2 separate regions of the Homo sapiens genome follow, and region 1 is linked to region 2. The links are chromatin loops, found by intact Hi-C in ENCODE. Cell type or tissue: CD14-positive monocyte. All regions are shown on one strand. Links, peaks and the distances in the headings refer to the core of each region. The heading gives the core; the rest is flanking DNA. Region 1 overlaps DYNC1I2 (dynein cytoplasmic 1 intermediate chain 2). Region 2 overlaps ITGA6 (integrin subunit alpha 6).

Region 1 (17,098 bases), core at 4,921-12,920, 760 kb before region 2:
TCCCATTACTTTGGGATATGAGAGAGAAAGGAAGAACGAAGAAAGATATTTGGGAGGCTGAGGTAGGTGGATCACTTGAGCCCAGGAGTTCAAGACTAGCGTGGGCAACATGGCAAGACCCTGTCTCTACAAAAAAAAAAAAAGAAAAACAAAATTAGCCAGGCATGATAGCAGGCACCTGTAGTCCTAGCTACTGTGGAGGTTGAGGTGGGAGGATCAATTGAGTTTGCAAGGTCAAGGTGCTGGCCATGATCGCACTACTGAACTCTAGCCTGAGCGACACAGCAAGACCCTATCTCAAGAAAAGAAAAGAAAAGAAAAGAAAAGAAAAGAAGCTTGATTCACTTTAGGCTGAACTTTTTTGGCAAGAAAATCTCATAAGTGATGTTGTGTCCTTCATATTGTATCATATTAGTAGCACATCTCTGGCTATTGAGCAATGCTAAGCTTGATTATTGGGTTACAATTGTGATAACCTGATCTCTCCATCATAATTAGCCCCTTGTGACTAATAGGTAATATCTGAGGGTGATACTTGGGCACTATGTGACTATTAATTTCTTTATCAGCCTTTTATCTGATGGTGTTAATACTCATCGATGATCCTCATCTAAGTTATTTAATTAAGAGTTGCAGCATTGTTTTTGTAATTCTGCCATTCTTTCTGCATTTATTGGCTAAAGCTCTTCTGTAAAGGGGAGCTTTCTCTCAATAACTAGGGGTTTTGGTTACCCTAAATGTTAGAAAAGCAGGAGACATGTTTACTTTTTTGCTTTAATTACTCATAGTCACCTCTAGGCATGGCAGATGAGTTTTTGCATGTATTTTATCTCTTTTTTTTATTTTTTGAGACAGGGTTTCACTTTGTCACCCATTTTGGAATGCAGTGGTGCGATTTTGGCTCCCTGCAACCTCCGCCTCCCAGGCTTAAGCAATTCTCCCACTTCAACCACCCGGGTAGCTGGGACTACAGGCATGTGCTGCCACCACACCCAGCTAATTTTTAAATTTTTAGTAGAAACAGGGTCTCACAGGCCAGGCACGGTGGCTCACACCTGTAATCCCAGCACTTTGGGAGGCTGAGGCGGGCGGATCACGAGGTCAGGAGATCGAGACCATCCTGGCTAACATGGTGAAACCCCATCTCTACTAAAAATACAAAAAATTAGCCGAGTGTGGTGGTGGGCGCCTGTGGTCCTAGCTACTTGGGAGGCTGAGACAGGAGAATGGAGTCAACCCGGGAGGTGGAGCTTGCAGTGAGCCGAGATGGCGCCACTGCACTCCAGCCTGAGTGACAGAGCGAGACTCTGTCTCAAAAGAAAAGAAAAGAAACAGGGTCTCGCCGTGTTGCCTAGGCTGGTCTTGAACTCCTGAGCTCAAGCAATCCACCCACCTCAGCCTCCCATAGTGTTAGGATTACTGGTGTGAGCCACCACTCCTGGCCTGCATGTATTTTAAAAATAGATTAGCTAGGCTGGGCATGATGGCTCACGCCTGTAATCCCAGCACTTTGGGAGGCCGAGGCAGGCAGATCATAAGGTCAGGAGTTCGAGACCAGCCTGGCCAAAATGGTGAAACCCCGTCTCTACTAAAAATACAAAAATTAGCTGGGCATGGTGGCAGGCACCTGTAATCCCAGCTACTCTGGAGGGTGAGGCAGGAGAATCGCTTGAACTCGGGAGGCAGAGGTTGCAGTGAGCCGAGATCGCGCCATTGCACTCCAGCCTGGGCAACAGGGTGAGACTCCGTCTCAAAAAAAAAGAAAAGGAAAAGATTAGCTAATATTTTATTGAGGGTTTTTTGTATATGTACTAATGAATGAAATTTGCCTTTGATTTTCTTATACTATCCATGTTCATTGGTCATCATGGTTATGGTTTTAAAATAAATTGGTCAGTTTTTGCTTTTGCTATTTTGTAGAATAATTTATAAAAGATGCCTGTTTCTTAAAAGCTCATTAGATTTCCATTTTAAAACTGCCTTGATTATGACTTTTTTCTACAGAGAGTAGAGAGCAGGGGTTATTCATCATTTGGAGTGTGTGTGTGTGTGTGTGTGTGTGTGTGTGTGTGTGTGTGTGGCGGCGGGCGGGGGTGCAGTTTAGAGACAGGGTCTCAGTCTGTGGCCGAGACTGGAGTGCAGTGGTGTGATCTCAGCTCACTGTAGCTTCAGTCTCCTGGGCTCAAGTCCTCCTGCCTCAGCCTCCTAAGTAGCTGGGACTACAGGCAGGTATCACTATGCCTGGCTAGTTTAAAAAATTTTTTTTTGTATAGATGGGGTCTCGCTATGTTACCCAGGCTGGTTTCAAGCTCCTGGCCTCAAGTGATCCTCCCGCCTTGGCCTCCCTAACTGCTCAAGTTTTTTTAATGGTTATAGTCTCTTCAGATTTTCTATTTCTTCTTATGTCTGTTTTTTTCTCCCCAAAACAATAAACATTTATTATCTCTTATAGTTTCTGCTGGTCAAGAATTTGGTAGCAGCTTAGCTAGGTGGTTCTGGCTCAACTTCTCTCATTGGGTCAAAGTCAAGATTTCAGTTAGAGCTTTAGTGATCTGAAGTCTTGACTGAGGCTCGAGGACTTGCTTTCATGGTGGTTCGTTCACATGGCTGGCAAGTTGGTGTTGGTTGCTAGTGGGACAGCTGAGTTCCCATCCTCGTGGGCCACTCCACGGATCTACTTGAGTATCCTGGTAGCATGTTAGCTGGGTTCTCCCAGAGTGAGCAATCGAAGAGAAAAAGAGAGTCAGAAGAAAACTGTCCTTTTTATGACTTAGATTTGGAAGTCACAAAGCATCACCTCTGCCACATTCTGTCCATTGGAAGAGAAACACTAAGTCCAGCCCACATTCACAGAGAATTTACCCATAAATCAAAGTCACAAATTTTTGAGGGATTTTCTGAGAGATTTCAACATTTAAAAAAATCGTAGCCTTATAAGTGATGAAAGGCATTTTAATAGAGTTTTAAGCAGGATAGTGTCTTAGATGGGTCACTAAACCAAACTACTGTAGAGACTAAAGACTGGCTTGTTTAATCGTAACTATAACCAGCTTTCAATTACCCTAGTTTTTTTGTTTTTTGTTTTTTGTTTTTTTGAGACAGAGTCTTGCTGTGTCGCCCAGGCTGGAGTACAGTGGCGTGATCTTGGCTCACTGCAAGCTTCACCCCCTGGGTTCCCGCCATTCTCCTGCCTCAGCATCCAAAGTAGCTGGGACTACAGGCGCCCGCCACCACGCCCGGCTAATTTTTTGTATTTTTAGTGGAGATGGGGTTTCACCGTGTTAGCCAGGATGGTCTCAATCTCCTGACCTCGTGATCCACCCTACTCAGCCTCCCAAAGTGCTGGGATTACAGGTGTGAGCCACTGTGCCTGGCCAATTATCCTAGTTTTATAGCCTGTCTTAGGTGACTCTGATTTTTGAGAGTTGACTCTGAGAAAAGTTGGTTAAAATAAAAAATATGTCTTGATAAACCATTTGTAGCCAATAACAAACTGATTTTATCTTAATGGATTTGAACTCAAAAACAAGCTTTTTGCTGGGGTAAATATTGTAGTATTAGTATTGTATTTTTATATTCATCTTGAATGGGCATGTTTAGACTATAAACTTTAAAAGAGATCATTCCCCTGCTATTTTTCTTTTTTTTGGAGACGGAGTCTTGCTCTCTCTCCCGGGCTGGAGTGCAGTGGCACGATCTCCACCTCCCAGGTTCAAGCAATTCCCCTGCCTCAGCCACCTGAGTAGCTGGGATTACAGACATCTGCCAACAAGCCCAGCTAATTTTTGTATTTTTGGTAGAGACGGGGTTTCACCATGTTGGCCGGGCTAGTCTCGAACTCCTGACCTCAAGTGATCCACCCACCTGGTCCTCCCAAAGTGCTGGGATTATAGGTGTGAGCCACTGTGCCCAGCCCCTTGCTGTTTTTCTTTATGCCAACTTTTTTTTTGTTTGTTTATGAGTGTAGATACAAGAGAGAAAGGGAGAAGGAAGAAAGATACCATTAAACTTCATACTGTTAGTTTAATGTTATTACTAAATTAAGCCATGGAGAGATAATTTAGTTAAGTAGCTACTTTTTAAAATAAAAATGTCCCTAGTGAACATGATTGGCTATAGAAAGGTTTTGAAGAACATTTTATATATGATTTAAACTTTGTTGAGTATTTGGATTAGTTATAAGACAGTGGGGAAGGTAGCATATTTTATCTCCAGTCATTTTATAAATAGATTATTAATAAAAAATTTTTTACAGAGTATACTATCTGGCATAATTTTCAACAAAGGTTTTTCTGAGTGGGGCGGAATAGTATCTTCCTCTTGATTAAATATTAGCTTATCTGTTGTGAACTATTTGACTTCAGAGTTTTTAGCTGTCAGTAATTAAGAGTGGAGACTCAATTCTGGTCAAGATAGAACATTGTAGGGAGCAGTAAATAAATATGCTTTGAAAAACAAGCCAAATGTCATTGCTTTAATTTATTTAGCTTATGATATCTATTTGAAATTTTCAATAATGTGTAGGCATGTGAGATTGTGTTTATCAAAGCAGCATGAGCTGATTAACAGTTGAATTACCAGTTTCTCCAAATAGCTATGAACAAAGGGTTGGCTGTTCCTTCCCAGAAAAGGTTAACACTGTATTTAGATTTAAGAATTTAAGTTTCCAAGTTAGATCTACATCTTTTCCTTTCTTTGAGGTTCTTATTTCTAAATGATGTTTCCCTTTCTTGTTGGCAGATTTACCATTATAATGGAACCTGTGAAGGGTTAAAGGCTTTCTGAAGATCTCATTACCGTTAGAAAATTAGGCTAAGTGCATTTCATAATCCTTAAAACATATGCCTACAAGTCCAGTATTTATTTGTAATTTGGCCTGAAAAATACAGGATACGGATGAAGGCCATGGCTTTCAAACCTTTTTTGACAGTAAACCACAGTAAAAAATCTATTTTGTATCATGACTTAGGATGGATACTTGTTTTTCTTTTCAATATAGAATGTACTCCTTATTAAATATTTTTAAAGCATAGAAGTATAAAAACACTGGGTTTATTTTAAAAAATCAATCTATTGTTTTCCTAAAGTGGATTTTTTTTTCCTACTAAAAACAATTGGTTTAAAGAAAAAAGAGATACAGCTAATCAAACCTCTCATAACTTTTCTTTGCTGGTAGTTTTTTTTTTTTTAAACAGTCTCACTCTGTTGTTCAGGTTGGAGTACAGTGGCACAAACTGCAGCTTCTACCTCCAGGCTCAAGCAGTACTTTCACCTCAGCCTCCCAAGTAGCTTGGACTACAGGTTCACACTACCATAGCCATCTAATTTTTTTGTTTTTGTAGAAATGGGGACTCACCCATCTCTACAGGCTGAGTGTGCAGGCTGGTATCAAACTCCTGGCTTTAAGCGATCCTCCTGCCTTGACCTTCCAAGATGCTGGGATTACAGGCATGAGTCACTGTCCCTGCCTACTGGTAGATTCTTAATTATTTGGCAACTTGATGACTTTTTGTTAGAGATTCTTGAGAGCAAGGAGAATATATTACTTACATTTTTACCTCTGGTGCCATCACAGGCTAGACACCTAAATTTTTGTTCCATTATTACTAGGTCATGTCTTACCGCCTGGTAAGGGCGAATTAAAGCCATTCTGCTTTAGGACAACAACTAAATCGTATTGTTTAATTTAATTATTTTTTGAGACAGGGCCTCACTCTGTTACCCAGGCTGGAATACAGTGGTGCAACCATGGCTCACTGCAGCCTTGACCTCCTGGGCTCAAACAATCCTCCCGCCTCAGCCTCCTGAGTAGCTGGGACTACAGCCATGCGCCACCATGCCCAGCTGATTTTTTGTAGAGACAGAGTCTTGTTATGCTGGCCAGGCTTGTCTCAAATTTCTAGGATCAAGGAATCCTTTTGCCTCAGTCCCCCAAAGTGCTGAGATTATAGGCATGACACATCACACCCGAGCTAAAATGTTATTTTCACTTATTAATTTCTTTTTTTTAATGTAATGCTCTAAATCACATTGACAAGGAGAATAAAGGAAATGAAACTCTTACGAGAGATTAGTAGAGGATATTTAAACCTCATTATGAAGAGAAAGAGCAAGGGGAAGGAAGAAATTAATATTTCAGAGAGTTAAGGTTTAAAGTAACATCTTTCAGAAGGTCAAAAAAAAGTAAGGTATGAAAAATAGGTAGTTATTTAAATTTTAATATTCCGGGCTAAGAACACTTGTGTCCAGAAGGGGGCATTATTGTAACGTGGACTGTGTTTGAGTACTGAGTATCATTGATGACCTTAGAAGAGACTTCACAACTTTGGGTTCCACGCATCCCAAAAGCTCACTCCTTCCATTTCACAGTCTTCTACCAACACTCCCATTCCCTACATTCACCTTCCTTAGCTTTCTACCTTTTCCAGGTCTTTCTTCCTGATAAAAACCCCTTCTTGCCAGAGGCTTTCTTCTACTTGAAAAATAATTCAGCTATGTGCCATCCTTTGCCCTTGAGACTTCTGTGTAGTTCTGAGTGGTTGACCCAGACTTAATGCTAATTCTAAATCTAGGTGCATTCCCAGGTCCTTTGTGGTCTAAAAATATTCTAGTTGTTTCTTCACAGGCCAGAAGCCAGCAGTGTTAATTTTATATCCTTGGAAGGACAAGGTCTAAGCTGGTAGGAAAGGCTTTCTTGATTGCCTTTTTGTCCTGGATAGTTAAAGAAGTACAGTCTTTCTCACATTACCTACATGATCAGTGACTGCCATGGTTTAGCTTTTTTTTTTTTTCTTTTTTTTTTTCTTCTGTGACAGTTGTCAAAGAAGAGAATAGGTATCTGTGCTCTAAACTTCTAAGAAGCTGAAATTCATTAACATATTCACCTATGTTTATATTAATTCCTTTACTTTATACCATTTAAAACCTGTTTTAGGCTGTTTATGTGCAGAACTGTGGAGTAAAGGTAATCTGATTGAATCACTGTTCTTACTAAGCAGATCATATCTCAGATACTTGGCAAAAATTAATTAGTAATGGTTTATGTTATTTTCAAGGCTGATTAGACTTACAAACTGTCTTTAAAAATGAATTCCAGAAGTGAGTCTTTTCTTACATTTGAGAACCTGTGAGTTGATTAGTGTTTCTGTTTTGTTTTGGCCTCCTGAATGCATGCATTCATTTGTTCTCAGGGGTTTATTGAAGTCTGGGAATATAGTGGTATTTGCCTTCTTGCATAATTCTAGTATTCTTTGATTTTTCTAGATTAATTGGATTAAAATGTAGCAGTTACCAAATAACACTATCATTCCCCTTTTTAAAAATTAATATTCCTCCTTTTGTAATGATAGTAATTTTTTTCTAGGATTGTCCCTTCTGTGGTATACATTATTTATTATTGCAAAATGTAGCTGTGGCTCAGATAATAGCTAAGAGTCCTTTATAGAGTCTTTTCCATCATTTGGCTTGAACCTATATTTGGGAGAAAGAAGATAGTTCTGGGATGGAGATATTTATATAATTACAAATGTGAAGTCACTGTGATTTATTTTGGCTTTGGCTAAGAAACTGTGATAATATGGTAGCATCACCCTTTTATTTTTTATTTCTGAAACTTTTATTTCAGAACTGGCTGTTAATGTATCTGTTTATCTGTGTAATTAGTATTTAGCCTGTTTCTGTAAAGAATTTTGATTAACATTTTTTAAAAATGTAGTCTTTAACCAAGTAAAATACTGTTGAACTTGTTCAGTGGAGTCATTGATACTTGAAATCATCAGAAAGGGGGAAAAGCATGTTAAACTGAAAAAGAATTCTGTAGTTCATCACAAATAGATTGATGGGAATTTTACTAATTTTCCTCCAACCTCTGATATGTACACTTGGAAAAATTGTTTTTCTGAGTATGAAATTAGGTATGTAATTTAAAGCATACAAAATTTCTTCTTTAAAAATCTTGAAAACATTGTGGTGCCTCACTATAATTTAATAAACATTTATTTGTGTTTACAGCACAGTAGGCAAACAACTGTTAAGTATTACTCTAGTCCTATATCAGTTGGGACTTAGACTAGGGGAAGCCTCACAGTGAAAGATGGACAAAAAATGAAGAAATGTAACCTAAGATAAATTAAGGGACATTAATATTCTTCTACTTTAGATGAAAATCATTTTTAGGTACTTTGAATTATACATACAGCACCTAGCACAGTGCCACCTACATGTAAACTATAGGAAGCTATCTGGTCTTATAGTTGTTTCTGACACATTTAATCACAATATTAGAAACATTGATGAAGTTTTTATAGTCCTTTGAAATTTAAGCAGTTAGCCACTGTATCTTAGGAAAGAAATATTCTAGTTGTGATTTTTTTTTCTTATAATCTTATTGGTGTCAATTAGAATTTACCATTGAAAAAATAAGGATGATCAGTTTTATACTTATGTTTAAGATGTGAGCCATCATAATATATTATACATTTTGATAGATTACCAAGCCCACTGTTTTTACTGCAGCGTGTATAAACATTTAGACATAATTTTAAGGTTCAATGAATGTGACTATCCTAAAAAACACAGACTTTTAATTAAATACTTATTTCTTTAGTTCCTATATAACTAGGAACTTGCCTTCTTTTCAGTAGACTGTTAAAAGAAGGGCTTTCAGCTCAACATAAACTGTATTAGTCACTTAATATCATACACTGAAAAATTATTTTGAAAAGATACTTGGGATTGGGGACATTTATGATAAAATTTAACCAGAAGATGGCAGTGATGATCCTCCTATACTCCCTGCAACGGTAATCAAAAAGTTTTACAAATGTCATAGCATGAAATGTGCACGTTCAGCTGTTGTTATATAATGTTAAAAGTTGAGGATCTAGGGGAAAGCACTTGCTGTTTATTTTATATACTATGAAAAATGTGTATTTTTCTATAAGAAGGGATTAAGAATATTTTGGGTGTCTGTATCTTTGTCTGTACACTTCAGTTTTTTCTGAATACTGGGGTAAGGAAGTTCCCATAAGTCTTGCCTTGTTTATTTGCATGCATCACTTTATGTTATGCATAATGTCTAGAAGGCATGCTGTTTTATTGCCTGTTTGCATTTTTCACCCAAATTGCTGGAAACTAATGAACATTTTAAAGGAGCCATTCCTTTAGCTGCAGTCATTTCTCTAAATTGATATCTTTTTTTGGGGGGGAGGCAGTGAAATCATTTTAAACATTACTTTTTGAAAGAAAAAATTATTAGACAAAAGTTAATATTTTAAAATAAATCTTGAGAAACTAGAGATTAAATAACTTAATGAAACATATTTCAGAGTTGAATTTTGGCAGCAATTGTAAATAATATTTATAATCTGGTGATATTAAAAGTGAAAAGTTACAAGGGGGAGAAGGAATGCTCTCCTTTGAAAATTAGTGGCCACATTTGGTGATGGATGAGATGAAGATGCATCCTTCCATAATCTTGCCTTTTTAAAAAAATTATAAAGCTCAAATGCATTTTGCCAGAAAAATTGCATGAATCTTCAGCATGCATTGTTAACTTTTTGTCTTTTCCCCTTTCTTTCTGCTGTTCATTTTCATTCATATATTTTTGATTTTTGGTTTGCCATTGTTTTTTTCTTTTTTGTTAATTACTTCATTAAATTATTTTTGAAACGTCATAAGCTGAGCAACCTCTCCGTGTAGTAACAGCGGATACCTGTCTATTTCACTATTTAGTCCCTCCTCCTATGTCTCCATCCTCCAAATCTGTGAGCACTCCAAGTGAAGCTGGAAGCCAAGACTCTGGAGATGGCGCCGTGGGATCTAGGTACAGTAATTTTCCTTTTAATGTTTTAATGATAGAATGCATTCAGTGCCCAAATACTGTTGATACTTTAAAGGGACTCTAAATAGTTGTGTCGAGTTAGTCCTAACATTTTAAAATCTAAAATGGCATAGAAATTCTCTGTTGGACACTGGGAGAAAAAAAAGGTTTCTTTGTTTTTTTTTAATAATATTTTAACTGTCACATTTAATTAACTTAGTACTAAATAGTCAACCGGTTTTATGCTAATTATTTTATATTAAAAATAGAGATATTAATGCTTTTAGATTTTTCTGTTTAAACTTTTTGTTGGTTATTACGTGAATGTTTTGGGTGTAAATAGTGTAAAACCTCTCTCTTGTGCTTGATTCCCCATTCAGTAATTGAAAATGTAAACAATTCTGTTAAACAGTTCAATTCTGTTCTATTAAGTCATTAGTTCTGCTAATTAAGATAGAGAATAATAATGCATAAAATGTCAAGAGTAAGGAATAACTGCTAAGGACAACATTGAGAATGTTTACTGTCAAGCATTCCTGAACTTGCATCTTCCTTGTAAAATTACATTTCGTGTTTGTTTTAGGATCCTGCATACATGTTGGGACTTGCTTTTCAAAAGTTCAGTAAGATTTCAGCTTTCTTTCAAAGATCATATTGGGAAAAGTATTACTACTTATTCCTCTTTGTCTCTCTCACACACACACACACACACACACACAAAATAGTGAGTATTAAATGTACTTTTTGACTTCTGAAATGAAATTAAACATAGGTAGTCAAAATCCACAGCTGATTAAGAATGCTTATTTTGGGCCAGGAAGTTGCATGTCCTCACCAAGAAAATCTCTTAACACACCTTTTAATAAGACATAAGCTGTTAGAAGTTTTAAGCTTTTTATGCCTGAGTCCCTCTAGTTGAAGTTACAAACCAGTAATAAATATCTAAAAGACAGGGCAAGAAAAAAAAAGCAAGGTGGCTGGATGATCTGTAAACTCAATACTTCAATCAGCTCTTGAATAATCAGGTTATCATTAACAATTAAAAGGCACATAAAGCTTGCCAGCTTGAATTTGAGAAGTGCTTTCCAAATAGAACCAAAATCACAAATCTAAGCTATACTATCTTTGGAGGAAAATGACATAACTCTTTCATTTAAGGAAAATCAAAATTTTCTTTTTAGAAATAATGTTATTACCTTATAAAATAGTATGCATTACAGAATAAAGACAATTTGTCTAGTGTAAATTCATTTTTATAGGGTTAAAATTTTTTTTCATATTTTGTGCTTCTATATTTTTATACAAATATGTCATTATTCCTTTATTTTTTATTTTTTTTGCAGACAGGGTCTCTGTCACCCAGACTGGAGGGCAGTGGCGCAATCTTGGCTCACTGCAACCTCTGCCTCCTGGGCTCAAACGATCCTCCCACATCAGCCTCCCGAGTAGCTGGGACTGCAGGCACGCACCATCATGCCTGGCTAATTTTTGTATTTTTTATAGAGACAGGGTTTTGCCATATTGCCCAGGCTGGACTCGAATTCCCAGACTCAAGTGATCCACCCACCTTGGCCTCCGAACGTGCTGGGATTATAGGCATGAGCCACTGCACCCAGCCACTATTCCTTTAGACAATTAATAATCAACTGGCATTTTTAAGTGAAAGCGTTTTTTTTTCCCTTCTACAACATTACCATAGTAAAAATGTTTCCCAAGATTAAAAATTACTATATTTATTAAATGTCTTTATTTGATATTATACATTATTTTTATGTAGATACTATACTGTGTACATTATGACTCATCGTTCCTGATTTTGAATAGTAGATTATTTTAATTCAGTGTCAGCAAGTTTGCTTTCAAAAGTACTTTGACACTTAAGTTTTTTAAATTAATGTGAATTAAAACATGTCCCCATGAGTTTTATGGACAACCCAGAGATTATTAGAGACCTTTTAGAATATTGTAAATTAATACAGGGAGTAATAATGGTAAGAAAAATATTTATTCATGTATAGAACAAATATTAAGTTACCAACTTTATTAAAATACTATGGTTTACCACAGAAGATAAAACATTCATGGTCCTTGCTTTCATAGAATTTACATTGTAGTGATTACATCATTAATTTAAAGATACTGTTGACTTTATTGGAAAGCCCTAAGGGTAGTGTGCTATGTTTAGTGTGAAGCATAGTTTTTTTAATGATAAATTGTAAAACACAAAAACAAATAGTTAATATTTTTTAAAGTATTTGTTCTTGTTAGATAATGAATACAAAATTGGTTTCTTGTGAGTTTAACGGAGAGAAAAATCCTCTTTTTGAGTGAGGTGACCTTACATCTTTCTTTTTTTCTTTGAGATGGCATTTCCTTCTTGTTGCCCAGGCTGGAGTGCAGTGGCACGATCTTGGCTCACTGCAACCTCCACCTCCCACGTTCAAGCGATTCTCCTGCCTCAGCCTCCCAAGTAACTGGGATTACAAGCATGCACAACCGCGCCCAGCTAATTTTGTATTTTTAGTAAAGACAGGGTTTCACCATGTTGGCCAGGCTGGTCTCGAACTCCTGACCTCAGGTGATCCACCCACCTCAGCCTCCCAAAGTGCTGGGGTAGCAGGCTTGAGCCACCGCACCCAGCCACATCTTTTTAACCTTAATATGTACGTTGTCTCCTTTGAGAGCACAGACTCACTTGGAAACATTAATTTTCAAGAGGGCTGAGTATATTCATTTTTATGTATATATACACACACACACACACACACACACACACACACACACACACACAGAGTAATAGAAAATGATGAATTCTACTAAATCATATCCAGCTTTCATAGAGGTAATTAATATTGTGATGGTGATATTGGCAGTGAAATAATGCATTTCTAAATATGTGACATTTAAAAAGAGTGCCCAGGTCTCAGAATGAAACCTAATGAACTCATATTGAGCAAACACGATGTTAATGTAAGAATAAAGACAATTAGAAGAAATATAATAGGAAAATACATGAAGACATGTGAGATGTGTGCATGCACCTGTACGTGCAACTTCAGTTGGCTAAGATGGTCTAAGATTAATACACTCAGGGAGTAGGAATAGATAAGACATTATAAAATATGCTGTCTAAACATGTTTGAATCACTCTAAGTGCCAAGAATTTCTTTTGGGACTGGTGGTAATTTATGAATAAATATAAAAGGTCGTGAGAAATAATCTCTCTCTAACTTTGCAGATTAGGAAGCTGCATTACATTTGTTATCTCAAAAATTTAGGAACAATTATTCAGTGGGGTAATCCAGGCCTCTTGTTCCTTTTTTCCTTTTTTTTTTTTTTCTTTTTTGAGTCAGAGTCTTGCTCTGTTGTCCGGGCTGGGGTGCAATGGCGTGATCTCGGCTCACTTCAATCTCTGCCTCCTGGGTTCAAGCAACTCTCCTGCCTCAGTCTCCCCAGTAGCTGGGATTGCAGGTGTGTGTCACCATACCCAGCTACTTTTTTTTTTTTTAATGCTTTTAAGTTCTAGGGTACATGTGCACAATGTGCAGGTTTGTTACATATGTATACTTGTGCCATGTTGGTGTGCTGCACTCATTAACTCATCATTTACATTAGGTATGTCTCCTAATGCTATCCCTCCCCCCTCCCCTCACCCCACGACAGGCCCCGGTATGTGATGTTCTCCTTCCTATGTCCAAGTGTTCTCATTGTTCAATTCCCACCTGTGAGTGAGAACATGCGGTGTTTGGTTTTTTGTCCTTGTGATAGTTTGCTGAGAATGATGGTTTCCAGCTACTTTTTGATTTTTAGTAGAGATGGGGTTTCATCGCGTTGGCCAGGCTGGTCTCGAACTCCTGACCTCAAGTGATCTGCCCACCTCGGCCTCCCAAAGTGCCAGGATGACCGGTGTGAGCCACCGTGCCTGGCCCATTTTTCCATTTTTGATCAGTTTACTTCTCAAGCTTTGTACTTGGAATTGTACTCTATGTGCCTGAAGATGCCCCTAATAAATGTAATAATGTACAGGTATGTCCAGTGCATTTTCAGTACTGGCTGTATTTTGAGGTACAGTGTTACTTGATTTTAGACTAAAATGACATCCTCAACAAGGAATTTTATGTCATTGATAACAGAGCTCTTACATAATGTAAATGACAGAACATTCCTTGGAGACCATCTCATAGAACTTTTGATTTAACAAAGCCTAAGCTTGTTGCTATTCATTGCTTAGTACAAAGTAGATCTTCACTGTGGCTGCTTCTTACATTGCATACACATAACCTTGTTTAAATTCCAAGATCTTTCTTTATATTTTTTAAATGAAGGATTTCTCTAGATTAATTCATTACTATTTTTCTTGATAAATTATATAGGCAGGTAGAGAAACCATTTGTTGTATTAAAACATTGTAGCAACTAAAACTAGTTATAAATTATAATGTCTTACATAAGTGAAAAATATATTTGACAAAAATGGTAATACTAAATGTATTGTGCTTAACTTTATTTAGTGGGGACTATGAGCATTATACAGTACCATACATAATTATCTTATATATTGCTAACCTATATAAATGCCAGTATGATAAAGCACCTTTTGTTCTATTAGTAACTAAGTTTGGCTTAAGTGGAAAAGATCCTCTGTAAGTTACTTAGCCAGCAGGCGATGCTAAAACTTATAACTCAATATTTAGGATTGACATTTGAACATAAAATATTTTTCCAGGGAAAAATCTATTTTTTTCCTAGAGACAGAAATCTTTAGTTGTTTTCTTTAAGCAGATGATACGTAAGCCCAAGGCGGTGCTTAACCCATAAATTACAGAAGGGTCACATTTTGGAAACTTTAGCTATTTTGTATCCCAGTGGGATAGTCTTTGGTTTTATTACCAAAAGGCTTATGTGTTGACTCATTTCCTTTACCAGTATGACAATTTCCTGCACACATGTAATGCTTTGGGGAAGATTAGAATATGTTAACCAAGATGTTTTAATGTGTTTGTTTTCATTAGGAATCTTAAAATTTCAACCATTTTATAGCCTAGCTTGTTATCCATAAATAATTAACTTGGGTTGTCTGACTTTAGTTGTTCTAAAGCAGATCTATTATTATACAATATTAGTTTCCCATAATCTGCAAATAATGTCTTTTAACTATTCTGGGTTGTATGCTTGCATCTTTAACCATAGGAAGCCTATTGCATGCACTAGATGATTGAGTGACCTGGTGGATTTCTTGTTTTGTTTTCGATTTTTTTTTTTTAATACTAACCAGAACATGTGTTTTTTAATTGTGAATAGTACTTTAGCTTTAGCTATTCATAGAATGTATTTGCTTGACTAACTTATGGCCTTTTTTGCTAATGCTTCATGGTTGTCCTACAACCATTTAGGACGCTGCATTGGGATACAGATCCATCAGTTCTTCAGCTTCACTCAGATTCCGATTTGGGGTATTGAATAGATTTTTTACCTTCCCTGTTTTATAATGAATTTGATTCTTTGTGAAACTGTCCTAATTTTATTTTGCTTAAGTTTATAATATTGTATCACGTAGTAAGGACAAGAGTTATATTTTACTGTGACACCTCATTTATCCAGTATCTTTAGTGAAAGAATATTCTGTGTGATGTTCTATGTACCCTGAGTCCATTTAAGTGTCCAAATGTTTAAAATTATTTCTATGTTTTTAATACAAGTTTTGTAGGATGTATTAAAAAACTTCTCAGACTTCTTCTAATATTCTACATGTAATTGAACCTTTTCAGGGTTACTTGATATGAATATTAATTTATTTTTCTGTATTAAAATTCACTGATGATTTCTAAGATTTTGAGAATAATGGAGATGCTGGTCCTTACACTGTTCATTCATTCATTACTATTTATTCATGAATCTAGAATAAAACTATTCATGAATCTAGAATAAATAAATGAGTGAATGAATGGATTAATAGATTATTCATAGAATGTATGGATGAATATTCTTAATATAATTGTCATTGAGCCCCTAGGTTAAATAAATAGGTTCTTTTCTTTCTTCCTTTTATTTTTGTTTTGTTTTTTGCTTTTTTTTTTGGCATATTTTCTTAGTGAAACGTTAGAAAACTAATGCTTTATAGTTTCTGTATGTCTCTTTTTTAGAGTTTTAAAACTTGTTCTTTTAGAAGTTAGTGTTGTAAGCTGTATGTATGGTTTTTTAATTTTGTTGACATAGAGATAAGATTATCCATCCATTCATTCATTCAGTTATTTATTCTAGATTCTAATGCAAATTATAAATGTTTGCTGCTGCCATTTTGCCTGACTCAGATAGCCCTTTTCCCCTGATAATTTACAGCTTCAAAAACATATGAATATACCTTTTGGAATTGTGTCTAAAGTAAGGTAAATAAGCCTTGATTTGAGGCATGTAAGAAAAATATATGAGTTTCTTGTACTTGAACTGGAAGCCCTCTGTAGTGGCCACACTGAGGCTTCCCCCTCCTGCCTCCCATTGCTTCCTTATTTTCAGTAAAAGTGGCTTTTGGATAAGTGAGGTATTACTTCCCTACCCACCTCCTCCTATAAAATCTTGGAATATTTCGTTTGTTTAGTATTATGGTTTTTTCTGTTAGACTCTGTATGCATTCAAGTTGGTAATTGATTCCTAATATTGTTGGCTTGACGATTTTTTTCCAGCTATGTGAGTGATTTACTTTTTATATAATTTGCATCTTAAAAATCAGAATATAAAGTTTCTTATTTCAAATTTTATTCTTAGACTTCTAGATTACTTCAGATTACTTAAATTGTCCACTTAATTCTTTGACTATACTTTTTTTTTCCCTTTCTTTTTTATTTCTAAACTAGAAAAGACATTAAAAAATTGTTATGGCCCACATTTTGGAACATTAATTTTTAAAATGTACTAATTTTATTATACTTTATAGTACTTTGTTATGCTTTATTAGATTGTATAGGACTTGGATTTAGTTACTAAATAGAACTGAAAAGAATATTTATATAAGAAAAAAGTTATATTACCAGCGATAGCCTGCTTTATATTCTGAAAGTTGCAGCAGTGTCTTTATTGTATATCCTTTTAAGGCAGCTTCATCACTGAGAACTTTTTTGGGAGTCTGGAAGCGTACTTTATTTGGTTTAGGATTTAAACATCTAATAAAACCAATAAAAGATCTCCCAGATAGCTAATAAAATATATTTTTCTTTTGGTTCATTTTCCTCAGCCACAGCTCTCTTCCATTGTCAAAAAAGAATGTATACCCTGTATTTCTAAA
Region 2 (14,803 bases), core at 6,804-14,803:
GTGTGTATATATATACACACACAAAAATTAGCTGGACGTGGGGGCACATTCCTGTAATTCCAGCTTCTTGGGAGGCTGAGGCATGAGAATCACTTCAACCTGGGAGGCGGAGGGTGCCGTAAGCCAAGATTGCACCACTGCACTCCAGCCTGGGTGACAGAGTGAGACTCTGTCTCAAAAGAAAAAAATTTTTAAATAAAAATAGGGAAGGAGGCCGGGCACGGTGGTGTAATCCCAGCACTTTGGGAGGCCAAGGCCGGTAGATCAGTTGAGGTCAGGAGTTCAAGACAAGACTGGCCAACATGGTGAAACCCTGTCTCTACTAAAAATACAAAAATTAGCCTGGTGTGGTGGTGGGCACCTGTAATCCCAGCTACTCGGGAGGCTGAGGCAGGAGAATCACTTGATCCCAGGAGGCAGAGGTTGCAGTGAGCCAAGATCGCACCACTGCACTTCAGCCTGGGCAACAGAGCGAGACTATCTTAAAAAAAAAAAAAAAAGGGAATGCTTATGGCAAGCCTGGCTGGGGGAGAAGCTGAGTTCTATTTTGAATGTGTTAAATATGAGATGTTAAGTGGAAATGTTTACTAGGCAATTGAATATCTGAGTATGGAGTTAGGAGAGAGGCTGGGGCTGAAAAGAGGTGTTTTGAGAGTTATCAGTGAATGGATGGTGTTTCCAGCCACAGGATGAGAGCGCAGCTAGAGATGAGGAAAAGGTCTAAGAGCTGGTGGAAGAGAGGAGCAACCAGCAAACTTGAGGAGAAACTGGCAAGTATCGACTGACTTGTACATCCATCTACCTTGCTGTCGTGATCGACCCTTATGTTTGTGTTTTGCCTGAAGGTGGCCACTTTCACTGTCTGCTGCGAGCTCCTGCAAACTCCTAATAATCCGAGGGACAGAGGGGAGTGGTGGTGTACTGTTCTAGTATCTACTTTTATGATTCAAAAACCTGTTCTTTTTGAAATCACATGGTACTTAAAGATATTTATATTATCTTCTCTATCGTCTTTTCCTCCCTTCATTTTTACTTTGGTAATTTTACCTATTAAGATTGTGAAGGAACTTGACATTTTAGGGATTTCTTGTAGATGTTGTAATGAAATATGGTTTTGGAATTTGATTTAGAAAGAGGTGGAATGTAGTCCGTTTTCTTTCTCCGGCTTCCCTCAACCTTCCAGTTCTTTATAGGTGGTTCATTGCTTTGACTACCAGAGGCCTTAAATGCAGGTTGCGTAGTTGACCATGCGACCTGTGAGGCTCCCTTTGAACCTTTGTCCCTATTTCTGTAAAATTAGGAGCTCAAATGAGATCAAGGTGGGCTTCCTTGATTTCTTCCAGGGAACAGGGACTGGTGGGAGTCAGTGGCAGCAAGTCTTGTCTAAAGGTGTGAGCAGCAACAAAGCAACACACGAGGCAGGAAAGGACTAGGCTTCATTAATGGAGGTGATGCTTCAGCTGAGATATAGAGGGGATTGGGGGCTGGGCACGTGCTTTTTGGAGAATGGGCAGCATTTGCACAGTGTGGGAGTGCGAACAAAGAGCCTGGTGGACCAGCTCCAGGTGGTGACCCCATCAATAGGAATAGGGTGATTCTCCTGCATTTTCTCATCTATAAGTAGCCATGTGGGGAATCCAAAAACCAGTTACCAACATTCAAAATTGCTAGTGCTGTTAGTTCTGCAAGTATAAAATTAGAAACAAAGTTCAAGCTTCGTCTGCCAAGTTGAAGTTTCCTAAGTGTTCTCTCAAAACCCATATTAATGGACTCATTTTGGCGTTTGTAACCGGGTAAGTTACAGATAAGGGCATCTGCATTAACTGGAGTTGCCTTTTGAAACTCCTCAGCCCTAGCTTTGGTTTCTCAAATGTGGTGTGGGTATTTGGAGTAAACTGCTGTAAGGCTAAGCTGTTAGTAAGCATTTGATTTTGAGAGCCCTCTTTCCTTTGCAGCTCTTATAAATGGATTACTCAGTAGGAATTGCTGGAAATTAGAATCACTGCCTCCTTTAATAAGTCTAGTTAAGGCAGGGAGGTGGGCCCCGTCACAGCATAGGGCAGAGCAGTCACTTAGCAAGGAGCTCAGGAAATGTTTGCTGAATGAAAGAGTGGAGAGTGAAAGGTCGTGTTCTCAACCTGGCAGCTGGCATTTCTACATCACTTTTACTCAGAGATTTGCAGACAAAACTTTTTGTTTAAAACAATGCTATGTTAATTATAATCTAACTGTTACACAATTTTTTTTTTTTTAAATCACAGTACAGGGCTGGGCGCAGTGGCTCATACCTGTAATCCCAGCACTTCCGGAGGCCGAGGCAGGAGGATCGCTTAAGCTCAGGAGTTCGAGACCAGCCTGAGCAACACTGTAGAACCCCGTCTCTACTAAAAATACAAAATATTAGCCAGGTGTGGTGACACACACCTGTAGTCCCAGCTACTTGGGCTGAGGTGGGAGGATTGCTTGAGCCCAGGAGGTGGTTGCAGTGAGCCATGATTACGCACTGCCCTCCAGCCTGGGCAACAGAGCAAAACCCTGTCTCAGAAAGAAAATCACAGTATACATGGAATACAAAGGTTTTTTGTGTTTGTTTTTAAGAACTAGAGCCTTCGAAGGAGCATGTGGCTTACTGGTATTGGGCTGAAGGATGATTGCATGGGGCCCATCTGGATAATCCAAGATACTTTCCTGGGCAGGGGCATTGACAGGGATATTCCCTACTTTCTTCCACCTTTAGAGGATTTACTTTAGAAATGGTTTAAGGTTTCTCAAAGTTTTAAGTCTGCTGTGTTGGAATTATTAATACTGGAGTTTGTCTTTTAATTGTGTAAATTACCTGGCTTGTTCATTACAAATAACCATTGGATGTCCTGTAAGTGCTAGGCACTGAGCTGGATGCTAGGTGATGCAACAGTGACAAGGACAGGTGTGGCCCCTGCCCCCATGGAGCTGACCTTCTGGGGAGGGAGAAGGACAGTGAGCAAATGGTCTCACACACAGTCGTATAATCACTAACTGTGGCCATTGCTGTGCAGGAAAGGCAAATGATAATTATAAGAGATGGGACCTGAACTAGCCTGGAAAGTGGGAAGTTTTTTTTTTGTTTTGTTTTGTTTTTTTTTTTTGAGATGGAGTCTCACTCTTGCCCAGGCTGGAGTGCGGTGGTGCCATCTCGGCTCACTGCAACCTCTGCCTCCTGAGTTCAAGTGATTCTCCTGCCTCAGCCTCCCGAGTAGCTAGGACTACAGGTGCGTGCCACCGTGCCCACCTGATTTTTGTATTTTTAGTAGAGATGGGGTTTCACTATGTTGGCCAGGATGGTCTCAATCTCCTGACCTCGTGATCCACCTGCCTCGGGGAAGGTTTTTAAGCAGAGACATGAAGGGGTGAGTAGGAGGATGCCTGAAGGAGAGAAGAAGAAACTGTGCAAAGGTCCTGAGCCAGGAGAGTGGTGGTGGTTGGAGGGGTGTGAAAGAAGCCCACTGCAGTTCAAAGAGTAGAGAGTGATGGAGAGGGTTAACCCAGAATGTGCCCTTTGGAAATACCTAACCTGAAATACTTTTACCTAAGCCATTGTTAGGATCTGAGTTCTTGGTGTCTGAGCACAACTGAATGTGAATAAGAGGCTGTTTGGATTTCCTGCTGTGGATGGCAGGATGCTATTCACAAAGAAGCCTATGTCCTGACCCTCCAGACCTGCTGCTACATTAGGTTAAATGGCAAAGGGGCATTAGGTTGCAGAAGGAATCAACGTTGCTTATCAACTGATGTTAAAATCAGGGAAGTATCCTGGATTATCCAAATGGGCCCAGTGGTTCTTGTAATGTGGAAGAGGGAGACTTGAAGATGCTCGCCCGCTGGCTTTACAGATGAAAGAAGGAACCATGAGTCAGGGAAAGTTTTCCTGTTGGGCACTAGGCTTAGTACCTGAGTGACGAAATAATCTGTACAGCAAACCCCGGTGACACGAGTTGTGCTGCATAACAAACCTGCATGTGTACCCCCAAACCAAAAATAAAAGTTAAAAAAAAGCTGGAAAGGGCAAGGAAACAGATCCTCCCCTACAACCTTTAGGAAGGAATGCAGCCAAGTGAGACCTGGGTTGGCCTGTGGCCCTAAGGAACTGTGAGATAGTAAGATAAGATGAAGGCTATTATAATAACTGTGTTTTAAGCCACTAAGTTTGCGGCCATTTGTTAAAGCAGCAATAGAAAACATCCTGCCTACCCAACTCAACGTCTCATTGCATAGGTGGGTGTTACCACCAAGTCACTTGGCAGTGACGACCTCTGGTGCCTGCTTTGCTGCTCACAGAGCAGTGGAGAGTGGCTCTTACTAATAATGCCTCCAGGTAAATATTGCTCAGTAAATACTTACTGAGGGCCTGCCACGTGCCAGACCTTGCTCTCAAAGCTTGGGATAACTGCTGGGTGAAAATGGTAAGATGTGTGCCCTCACCAAGTTTCATTCTAGATGCCTCTCAGCCCTGCCCCATGGAGAAGGGCCAGCAAGAGTGTGAATTTCACATCCAGACACCAACCCTGACTGCAGCTGCTGCTAAATAGTTGTGAACAGCAGTGACTTTTCCCTGAAAAAGAAGTCCCTTCCTTATCTTAACTACTTGTAGGAAAACATATATATACTGAAATAGTTTCCTTCCAGGTTATTCTGAAGTGATTCTTTGGGACTGATAAAATGGGACAAACTGAATACAATAATAGTTGCTGAAGCCTAGCTCATTACTGCTGGATAGAACCTGTTGTGAGTACAGAGTTCTCAGATGTCTTTTTAGATCTCCAAATCAGTCACCAAAATAAGGAAAATAGTTTTTTTTATAACTTAAAGTACACACACACCAACATGCATATAGGCTAGAAAGCCTGATATGAGGTGTTAGTCTGGTAGATTGACTTCTTGTTTAAAGGGAGAAGAGTTTACAGAGGCAGAGGCACAGGGTTTGGATAAACGCACAAACAAGCTTTAACGCCTCCTCTGCTTTTCTTCACCAGGTGGGGAAGGCAGGGAAGTGGGGGGACCCTTAACTAAAGAGAGGAGAGTAAAGACTAAGCAGTCGAGGCAGGCCACCAGGTTTGCTGAGGGCAGCCAGGAAGTGGTAGAGGGTGTGGACATTCCCTGTTAATCACTGGCCCTTAGAGAGCAGGCACTTCCCCCTGCAGCCAGAGGAGAGACAGTACTTCTGTCAGTGGATACCTGGAGGGTCAAGCTGCGGGAAAGGAGAGGGACTCTTACAAGGCCAGTGAGCTTTGACCAGATGAGCTTACCCTCAGGTATCCTGATCACGTGGAGACTGGCCATATGGCTTCCCAGACCAAAATAACTCACCTGTGCCTGTGAAACCATACCAGGGCCAGATGCAGCTGCACTGTTGAGATTTGAAGCGTGGTGCTGTTGAATTCAAGCTGCTGCATCAGTCAGGTTTCTTTGCCAGCTTTCTATCCGAGCCTGGGGTGACCATATCATTCATCTTCCAAACTAGGACACGTTTAATGAAAGGGAGTGGAGTGAATGTTCAATCTTTAGACAACAGGTATGATCCAGGACTGTCCTGGGGAAACCTGGACATATGGCCAGCCTAGCTAAGGCTAGAAGCGTTAACCATTCCATTGGATGGTCTGATGACCCAAAATGGCTAAGTACAACATAGCCTGTGTGTGGAAGGGCCTCAGCACCCCCAGGAAGAGAGGGATTGTCCCAGGTGCCCTTGCTAGCATATGTCTGTGCCCATAGCATAGACAGCTCTCTGATGTAGGGGTCTAGAATAGGTGTTTTCTTTATAATCCAAATACAAAGCAATATTTATTTTTACCCCAAAATTATTCTCCTTGTATTTGAACATTACAAAATTGTTCTCTTATGAGAGCTGCCCTTCTGACTACTTTATTTTGGAATGACACAGTCATCTGTTCTAAACACCTTGGCTAATCTAAAAGGACCTCAATCCATTTTAGTTGTGAATGCTGATAGAGGTTAACTTTGGTTTTAAATAAAAATAAATAATTTAAAGAAGGAGGCAGGTCACTGTGGTGGCTCACACCTATAATCCTAACACTTTGGGAGGTTGAGTTGGGGAGATCACTTGAGGTCAGGAGTTCAAGACCAGCCTGGCCAACATGGTGAAACCCCATTTCTACTAAAAATACAAAAATTAGCCAGGCTTGGTGGCGGGCACCTGTAGTGCGAGCTACTGAGGAGGCTGAAGCAGGAGAATCGATTGAACCTTGGGAGGTGGAGGTTGAAGTGAGCCGAGATCACAACACTGCACTTCAGCCTGGGTGACAGAGCGAGATTCTGTCTCCAAAAAAAAAAAAAAAAAAAAGAAGCAAAGAAATTTAGTTCACATTCAATACTCATTCCTCAGGATTTAGCATCGTAATTGCAAGTACTGGATGTTACAAACTTTAAAACATCCTGGAAATGTTCTAGAAAACTGGGTTAGGCATTGCTCTCTGATGAAGTAATATCAAAGAAACATACAGAGTTTGATTAAAATTGCTTGATGAAATACAAATAAAATTATTTTTAAATGAATGTTTAGTATGTGTGATTTTAAATGTTTGTATAAATTTAAACGATCAAATGTCAGTTGACTTTCATCTGCGTTCATAAAGCTTAAATATATATGTTAGCCAAAAAAAAGTTTGGAATGTTTTTCCCCGTTATATTCATTTATTTAGGCATACATAGTATGTGAGGAGTGGTAGTCATGATAAGAGAGACGTTGTGGTAACAGCTGGGGAAAGGCATCCCCCTTCAAACTGGGGGGGAAGCTAGGCTGGGATGAAAATCTGATGCAAGAAATGATTGTATTTTGACTTGTGGTTCCAGATGGCAAACTAGGTATATGGTTTTGCTTCCTGGCTCCTCAAGGCTCCCTAATAGTTTAGAGATTATGAAGAAGCAGAAAGCAGATGGGATCTGGGCTTATGACCTTAGCAGGGGAAGGAGCCAAGTCTAGAGTTCATCATGTGCCCCTCCCCGCCCCCCAACCAAGAGTGATCAGGTAAAGCAGGGACTAGGAGAGAGGAGTGGGTCTGGAAGTGAAGGACCACACAGGGGTCCACAGAGACCAGGTGATTCCATCGTTCCCTACCTCTGTCTGGAGTAGGGGCTGCTGGCACTTAACACCCTGGCTGTGGGGAAAATACCAAACCCATAGCACTTTCTGGGGACAGGCAGATAGGGGAATGTTGACATGTACACGTTTTACAGAGCTTAAATTGATTACAATGCACAAAAATAATGAATTCTTTTTTTTTTTTTTGAGACCATCTTTCTCTATCACTCAGGCTGGAGTGCAGTAGTACAATCTCGGCTCCTGAAACCTCCATCTCCGGGGTGCAGGCAATTCTTATGTCTCAGCCTCCCAGATAGCTGGGATTACAGGTGTGAGCCACCGCACCCGGCCAAGAATGAAGTCTTTATAGAAGTAGATTAGGCCAAGTCATGACACTAGAAATAAAAAAAATGCCTAAAACTAGGGCTTCTAGTGTGAATGCTGGGACCCCAAGAATTAAGCTGTCCTCATTCTGGCATTTGAAGAGTGGTTTGCAGTCTGATAACTAGCTGGCTACCCACTCAGCCTAAAGCGAATCCCTGGAGTCAGCAGCCCCACCCAGGACTCCCTTTCAGAATTCCTGCTCAGGGTGAGAGCGAGCCAGAAATGGACCTTTTTATACAACATCAGAACAAAAGAGAACAGGGATTATCAGGCATGTGATGAGAGCTAGCAGCATAAAAGGCAATGGCCGAAGCAAACCAACAGAAAAACTACAAGAAACAGATAATCCAGGAACACAAAGAACTGTAGGAAAACTTCTAGGCAAAATGCTTAGAATTTTGGGAACATGTTAAACCCACAGAATAAGATTAGGATCTGTTATGTAAAAGGCACAGTCAGAACAAAGAGCTCTTGAAGACTGCAAATGTGACTACTGAAATTAAAAATGTCAGTATAAATACCAGAAAATACAGTTGAAAAATCTCAGAACCACAGAGAAGGAGGGAAAATGAGAGAAAGGGTAGATTAACCCAGGAGGTTCACCACCTGACTAGTTAACAGAGGTTTCAGAAAGAGGACAGAAAACATACAAATGAAACGATCCACACACAATAAAAAGAGTTTCCAGGAAATTCATGTCCTAAGTCTGTGGAGTGAAAGAGGTCCCACATAGGCTCACCATCATGCTGTTGAGAATGCCTTGGGTAAAGTAGAGAACGTGGTGGAGCACGGTGGTTCACGCACTTTGGGAGACTGAGGTAGCTGGGGCCTCAAGGTAGGCGGATCCCTTGAGGCCAGGAGTTCAAGACCAGCCTGGTCAACATGGCAAAACCCCATCTCTAATAAAAGTACAAAAAGTAGCCAGGCGTGATGGCACATGCCTGTAATCCCAGCTACTTGGGTGGCTGAGGCATGAGAAGCACTTGAACCCGGGAGGCAAAGGTTGCAGTAGGTAGAGATCATGCCACTGCACTCCAGCCTGGGCAACAGAGAGAGACTGTCTCAAAAAAAAGAAGTTACCCTTTTGAGAGTCAGACTAACACCAGAATTTCCACTGGCAACACTGGATACTAGAATTAATTACAGCAGTGCCATCAAGGTTCTGAAGAAAATGTTTTTCAACCTGGAGTTTTACACCCAAACTATCAAGAGTGAGAGCAGCATAAAGACATTTTTGTATATGCAGAGTCACACTCAGTTTACCTGTCATATGCTATTAGGACAGTATTTAAGAAAGTAATTCAAACAAGGGGGAACATCAGATCCCAGATCAAATCCAGTTACCCCAGGATAGCCATGAAGGGCTGTTCCAGCATGATCCTGTGTAGCAGGCCCGGCAGAACATCAGGTCTACATTGCTGCAGAAAGGTCCAGGGGCTCTGAGAAGGGAGTGTGAGCCAAGATGAGATCCTGATTTAACGCGGGTATGGCTTGGGAGCTTAGAGAAGATTGAGGCTTGGATAAAGGTGAACAATAGAAGAAAAAAGAAAGGCAATGAGAAAAGCCAAGGAAAGCAAGAGTCATGGTCCAAATGTGAAGTACACAAAGCAATTGATAGAATGTAAGAATAGCAAGTCTGTTTGACCTTAATGCTAGGAACAGTTTCTTTTGAGGCTGAGGGCTTCTGATACTGCTCCCAGACAGAAAAAGGAAAATCAGAATACAGTTTGGTTCAGCACTGAGTAATACTTATTTGGCTATGTAAAAGAATAGATGACTGAATTGTGGTTAAAAGTCAAAATGTAAGTGGTAATAGGTCCTGTAAGTGTAAAGGTGTAGCTGGTAGATAGCAAGACATGGAGAAACTAAGAGGAAAGTTTGGAAGGAAGAATCCAAATGCTCATAGCTTTGTCTCACTAACTAGGGAATCAAGATTTCTGTCAAAAGTTGAAGGGAAAATAGAGGTTTAAATCTTTAAAACTCAGAGTAGCAAATAGAGGAACTAAATCTAGTTATTAAACATAGGATGGGAGGTGGCAGTTTGTTCTTTCCTTTTCATATTATGGGGCCAACAGTTATTGCCTAAAGCTGATAAATCAATACATATATAATAATCCAGAATTATGGAGAAGTAAATCCAGAATGAAAAGTAAGAGGTTTGTCCGGAGTGTGGGGCTTGGGATGAGTTTGGAATCTGTTGCTTTCTACCGTTAAGTCTTTTATTTTTTGATTTCCTATCATTTGTACTTATTACTTTAGCAAAAATTAAATTCTGAGTTTGAAAATGGGTTAAATGTAAAGGTGACACAATTGCCACATAATGCTACTTTCTAACTTTTTAGGTCTTAATTTGGACAAACTAAGCAGGCTGTGTTTTAAATTAAGCAATAATAGTGTTCTTGTTCTAATGGTGCAATATTTCATGTTTCCTCTGACCAGCTTGCATAGCTAGGGGCAGAATCTTTAATCCTTGAGGAAATGAATTATTGCCAAAGACAGTGAAGCAAAGCTGCCATTGTTCTTGGAGTTTTAAAAGTGTCCCAGTGTTTAGAACTTTTGATTTGAAGTATTTATGCAAAAGTATACCAGCTCTCTTTGGGGGAGAACTTGAATATATGAAACGGATGTGGCTTACTTGAAGAATTTTGAAATAACCTTGTGTTCATAGCATGATAGTGAGTCCTGAGTCTCTGTGCCCAGAGCTCTGATTAGACTCCAAAGACCTGAATTTATATCATATTCCCAGTTACTGTTATACTTATATCGTTAGATTTTTACATTCCATTTTAGTATCTCAGTGTTTATTTCTTATCGTTAAAGATGATTTTGTGGTTTTGAGTTTTGCCTTTTAAGTGTGGGTTTCTGATATGCTGAAATCCCAAGGCAGTTTTTATTTCGGTGCAGCTTTAAAATTCAGTGGAGGTCATTGTCCACTGGCCGGTTTTGAAATGATCTTAGTTCACACCCAGATTCTTGCCCTTTGTTTAGTTTTTCTTGCCTTGACCGCATATGGGAATAGACCTCTCAGGCTCTGCTCTGTTAATTTCTATCACCTCCCTACAAAGGCCCTAACTCATATCCCTTGGTCCCTGTGGCTCTGAAGGTCGAGTTGTCACATAGCTCTTTCCTCCTTCAAACGTACTGGGATGGTCAGTAATGAGTGCTGCAGCTGCCCTGGTCCTAGGAGTTGCTGTGAGCATCCTGGTAGTGCCCAGAGAGTACCTGCTTTTCACACTGAACCATCTGGGTGGCCTGGGCCCAGTTTTTGGCATTTAAGGGCCTTGGAGGGAAAGGGAAGAAAGCTGGAATTTGAGCATAAATTGGATTTTGTGTGGGCTGAGGGTCCTCCTAGGTGTAGACTGTCCCTCCTGGACCTGTACCCACTCTGCTAGCTCAGGAGCCAACCATGTCCTGAACAGCTTAGACCAGCACCCAGACCCTAAATGACCTAGATTAGGAAGTAGATAGGTTGTTCTCTGCTGTCATTGTTTGGACACAGCTCTATTTACCTTATTTATTGTTCCTGCTAGGCACAGCCTCAGCTAATGGGCTGTGATCTCCTGCCTTTAAGGCTGGTTCCAGGCGAATTAAGAGCCTTTGCTTGTTTCCCAAACCAGGGAGGGCAGCTTTACCTTGAGGATGAAGGCGCCTCCAGTTGCTGAATGTGGTTGGGGTTACTGTGTTCTCTCATCAAGGTGTAGCTTTACCTTACCTTTCGGTGATGGGTTCTGCCACCTTATCGCGGTGGGTCCCAGGAGACCGGGCGCAACTGGAGCAGGGGCGCCCTCTGCTGCTGGGTGTCAGCTCTTCCTCCCACGGCTGCCCAGGGGATTTGCAAGGGGCGGTGGAACACTCCTGCTTCCTCCATCCCCTGTGGGACCACCTGAGGTGGAGGAAGGACAGTGCCAGGACCATGTGCAGGCTGAGCTCGCCCAGAGGCGGTGCAACAGCTAACGTTATTCTCTGTGGGTACATTTCTCTTGTCGTTTGCAGGTCTCTTTTCGAATCTGTTGTCCTTTTTCCCCAAACCAGCCTGCTGCCCCCATCCTGCCATGTGGTCTGCTGTCATCTGCAGTAGCCGCCGCATGTAAGACACGAGGACCTCTTCTGCAAGAGCTTGGTGTGGGCATTTGTGAAATTTTGTCACCACAGCCCCTGTAACCAGCCAACAAATTCGAGTTAAATGCCTATTCTTTGTCCCACACGTATTAGTTACAGAGAGTGGAGAACAAGTGGCAGATAGAGGCTGAGGGAAGCCAACCCACTCTGAGGGACTGGGCATGTAAATGGGACAACCTCCACAGCTTTTTAAACCACAGGACACCCAAAAGCAGCTGTACCCTGCAGGACACAGCAGGCTACAGAAGCCTGGGGTTCAGAGGGTCTCTGACCCTTCGTCCTTTAGCGCTGCTGACCAGGCTGCTGATCCTCGACCCCTTCTTGTCACCCATTGTGTCCCTCTTCTCCCTTTTCTCTGGCTCCTTCCCTTGCAGCCTTTGCATATGCTGTGTTCCTTACCTGGCCACCTCCAGTCCCGCTGTCATCTCTTAGTGACATCCTCCCTTCCTCTCCAGCAGGTGCTGGTGCCCACAGCACTCTGTACCATCCTCTCATTGCCTCTAGCTCCCTGTGGTTTCATGACCTCATGACCTGTTCACGGATCAGGCTTCCCCAGGCCAGAGATTGAGGAGTGGGGGCAATTCCTTATTCATCCTAGGAGGCTCTTAATCAGCGTTTGTTGAGTGAATAGGTGAACGAATGTGGGAATGGGATAAACAGGAAATAAGCCCTGTGCCTGCCTTAGGTAACTTAGTAGCCACCTTGGGTGTGGGTGAGAAGAGGAAGTGGTTAGGAAGACACACAGTTAAGACAATGGGACTCCTGTGCTGCTTTTTCTAGGCTTCTCTTTGCTGGTGGTTACCTTTACAGGAAATCTCTTACCCAGCCTTCACTCCACCCAACTGCAATAATGCTTTTCTTCCTTCCCCTCTACTTGGCTCTATTATCTTAACTTTTATCAGCATACAGAACAGTTTTGGTTGTGATGTTTTATTTGTGTAAGTTTTGCCCTTTCAACTAGGTTGTAAACTTGAAATCCTGGGTTTTACTTCCTAAGCAGCTTTGTAAAGAAATGGAGACAACATTGCACCAAGATAATTTTTGTCATGGCCACCCACTAGCTGTGAGATCTTGGGGGATGAGTAATTAAGCTCCTCAAGGCCTCTGTTTCTTTATCTGTAAAACTGGAGGACTGGTCTCTCTCAGGGGCTTCCAGTGTGAAAGTCCTGGGGTTCTGGGCCTCTGATCCTGGCACCCCACTTATCCCTTCCAGCACCCTCCACATGACTCCACCTCTGACATCTGCCAAGTACAGTAATTTAACACATTCACCTTATAGTCTAGGCAGTTCACCTCCCAGGTACTTGTTTGTTGGCATTCCTGGGATCGGGGACATCACTGGAATAGGAGTGGAGCAGACCTGTGGGGACCCTTGTGGCCCCGGCCTTGCCTCTGTCCTCTGTCAAGAAGGTTCAGGCACCAAGGACACTGCTCCAGTTCCTAATTTAAAAGTCTGTGTGTCAGTTCTGTACCTTGGTGTGTGCTGTTTTGTTCCTTCAAATGTAGGGTGGGTTTGGAGGTGGGGGCTGACTGTGACTGTCCAGGGATCTGGGAGGAAGGACAGTGCTGGGGCTATGTGTTATCCATGAGCCACCCCTCCTTCTCTGTCTGGGCATCATCTGGCCCCCCTCCCTGCTTTCCAGGTACACTTGCCTCCGGTGGCACCTGCTGCATGATATTGGTTTAAAAAAAATATGTTGAATCCTTTATTGGAATGATTCCTTTATTGGGACCCAACAGGCATGAAGGTAATAGAGACTATTTGGTTTGTATTTTCATTTGTTTTGCTTTTGCTTCTGAGATTTGTGGGTTTCTTGATGGCCAGGAGTGGCTTGTTTTCTGTTGTAAGAATTTGTTGTTTGTACAGGTTCGTGTTCCCAGTCCTTTTCCTCAGCTCCAGCCTTGTTTCCAAAACTCTCAGCTCTTGGTTTATCTCTGTCCAGTCAGGTGTGTGTTCTTTGTCTTTGTTTCTTGTCCTAGTTGTTCCATGAGTCAGCCAGGCCTCAAAGATTGTAAACCTGATGGTGAGTAAAGGTGTTAGCAAAAGAGACCTAGCAACAAGGTCATTGGATCTCTAAAGAGCCTGTCAAGCTGTGAGATGGTGAAATTTTAAGGACTGTGGATTTGGACTGGGGGCCTCCTTATAGGAGATAAAAACACTCGGCTGGGGAGAAGAAGGAATATTACAGTGCCTAGTACATAAGTGGAGCTACACCAGTTGTCCCTGAATCCTTTGTGGGAGACTGATAGGATGAGAGAGGACGAACTCTTGTAATGTGACAAAAGTGCAAGGAAGTAAGAACTGACTTGGAAGAACAAACATCAACTTGTACACCTCAAATATATCTGCTTTTTATTTGTCCATTCTACCCTAATAAAACTGGAGGGAAAAAAAAAAAAGAATTGGAAAGAGGCCAAGGCTGCAAGTGAATAATTCAGTCGAGTTGTATCTTACTTACCATTAGGTTCTCTCAATTAGTATATAAACTGAAAATCTAAGATATAGTCAGAATTACCCTTGAAAACTACCTCAGGAAGGCACAGTGTTAGAAACTGACATATTATTGCTTATTACATTTAGTGTGGCCATTTTTTCCTTCCATTGTCACAAGTATTTGGTTTCTTCTCTTGAGTTTCATATGATATCCCTGGCATCATAGGGGCTTAGAGGTTGTATTCTTTGAAGAGGGTGTCTTTTAAACACCAGATCATACCCAGCAAGAAATGCTGATACTATGAGAGACAGGCCTATTTTCCTCGTTTTGGTATCCCCTCTTTGGCTTCCCCTGTTTAGTTGTGTTTGTGCGTTTTGCATGAACCAGCCATAGGACTCTACATTTGTTCTCACTCACTGCCTAAGCTGTTGAAGAATTAGTGGACTCCTAGACAAAGAATAATCCCACTATCTCCTAGTTCTGACTGATTTAACTGTTAAACGTATATTAAATTCAAATCTCCAAATTGTCTCTGTTTCATCAACAGGTTGCTCGTGGGGGCCCCGCGGGCAGAAGCGCTTCCACTGCAGAGAGCCAACAGAACGGGAGGGCTGTACAGCTGCGACATCACCGCCCGGGGGCCATGCACGCGGATCGAGTTTGATAACGATGGTGCGTTCCTTTCCCTCACTCAGCGTTCACTCCGGCAGCTTGCCTGTACTGTTTCCATGAGGGAGGAGAGTGGGGACAAACATTTATTCTTGTAGAGAGGACTTCTTTTAATTGCATC

Evidence for each region. Peaks named below come from ENCODE experiments on the same cell type or tissue, not always from the same donor. Only the 100,000 strongest peaks of a DNase experiment are listed, where the experiment ranks them.
Region 1: it touches region 2 in a loop (4-fold over the local background); 33 of 110 quality-filtered maps call a loop at or near these places.

What each region holds. Positions count from the first base shown.
Region 1 is chr2:171,697,555-171,714,652 of GRCh38, forward strand. DYNC1I2 (dynein cytoplasmic 1 intermediate chain 2) reads left to right here. Exons shown (of 18, transcript NM_001378.3): 4 at 8,993-9,010; 5 at 9,733-9,823; 6 at 15,213-15,272. Among named protein-coding and RNA genes, the nearest start is that of DYNC1I2, 19 kb to the left of the region's middle. In CD14-positive monocyte, for the core only: CTCF peaks have their summits at 8,737 (motif pointing right) and 8,936; no DNase peak of the experiment used is centred there.
Region 2 is chr2:172,450,979-172,465,781 of GRCh38, forward strand. ITGA6 (integrin subunit alpha 6) reads left to right here. Exons shown (of 26, transcript NM_000210.4): 2 at 14,561-14,685. It overlaps ITGA6-AS1 (ITGA6 and PDK1 antisense RNA 1), which reads right to left. Exons shown (of 2, transcript NR_157573.1): 2 at 13,284-13,596. It overlaps PDK1-AS1 (PDK1 and ITGA6 antisense RNA 1), which reads right to left. Exons shown (of 4, transcript NR_199657.1): 4 at 13,288-13,596. Among named protein-coding and RNA genes, the nearest start is that of ITGA6-AS1, 7.6 kb to the right of the region's middle. RefSeq lists enhancers at 2,388-2,557, 2,429-3,158. In CD14-positive monocyte, for the core only: CTCF peaks have their summits at 11,243 (motif pointing left) and 11,446; a DNase peak (open chromatin) is centred at 11,253; H3K4me3 peaks cover 427 bases.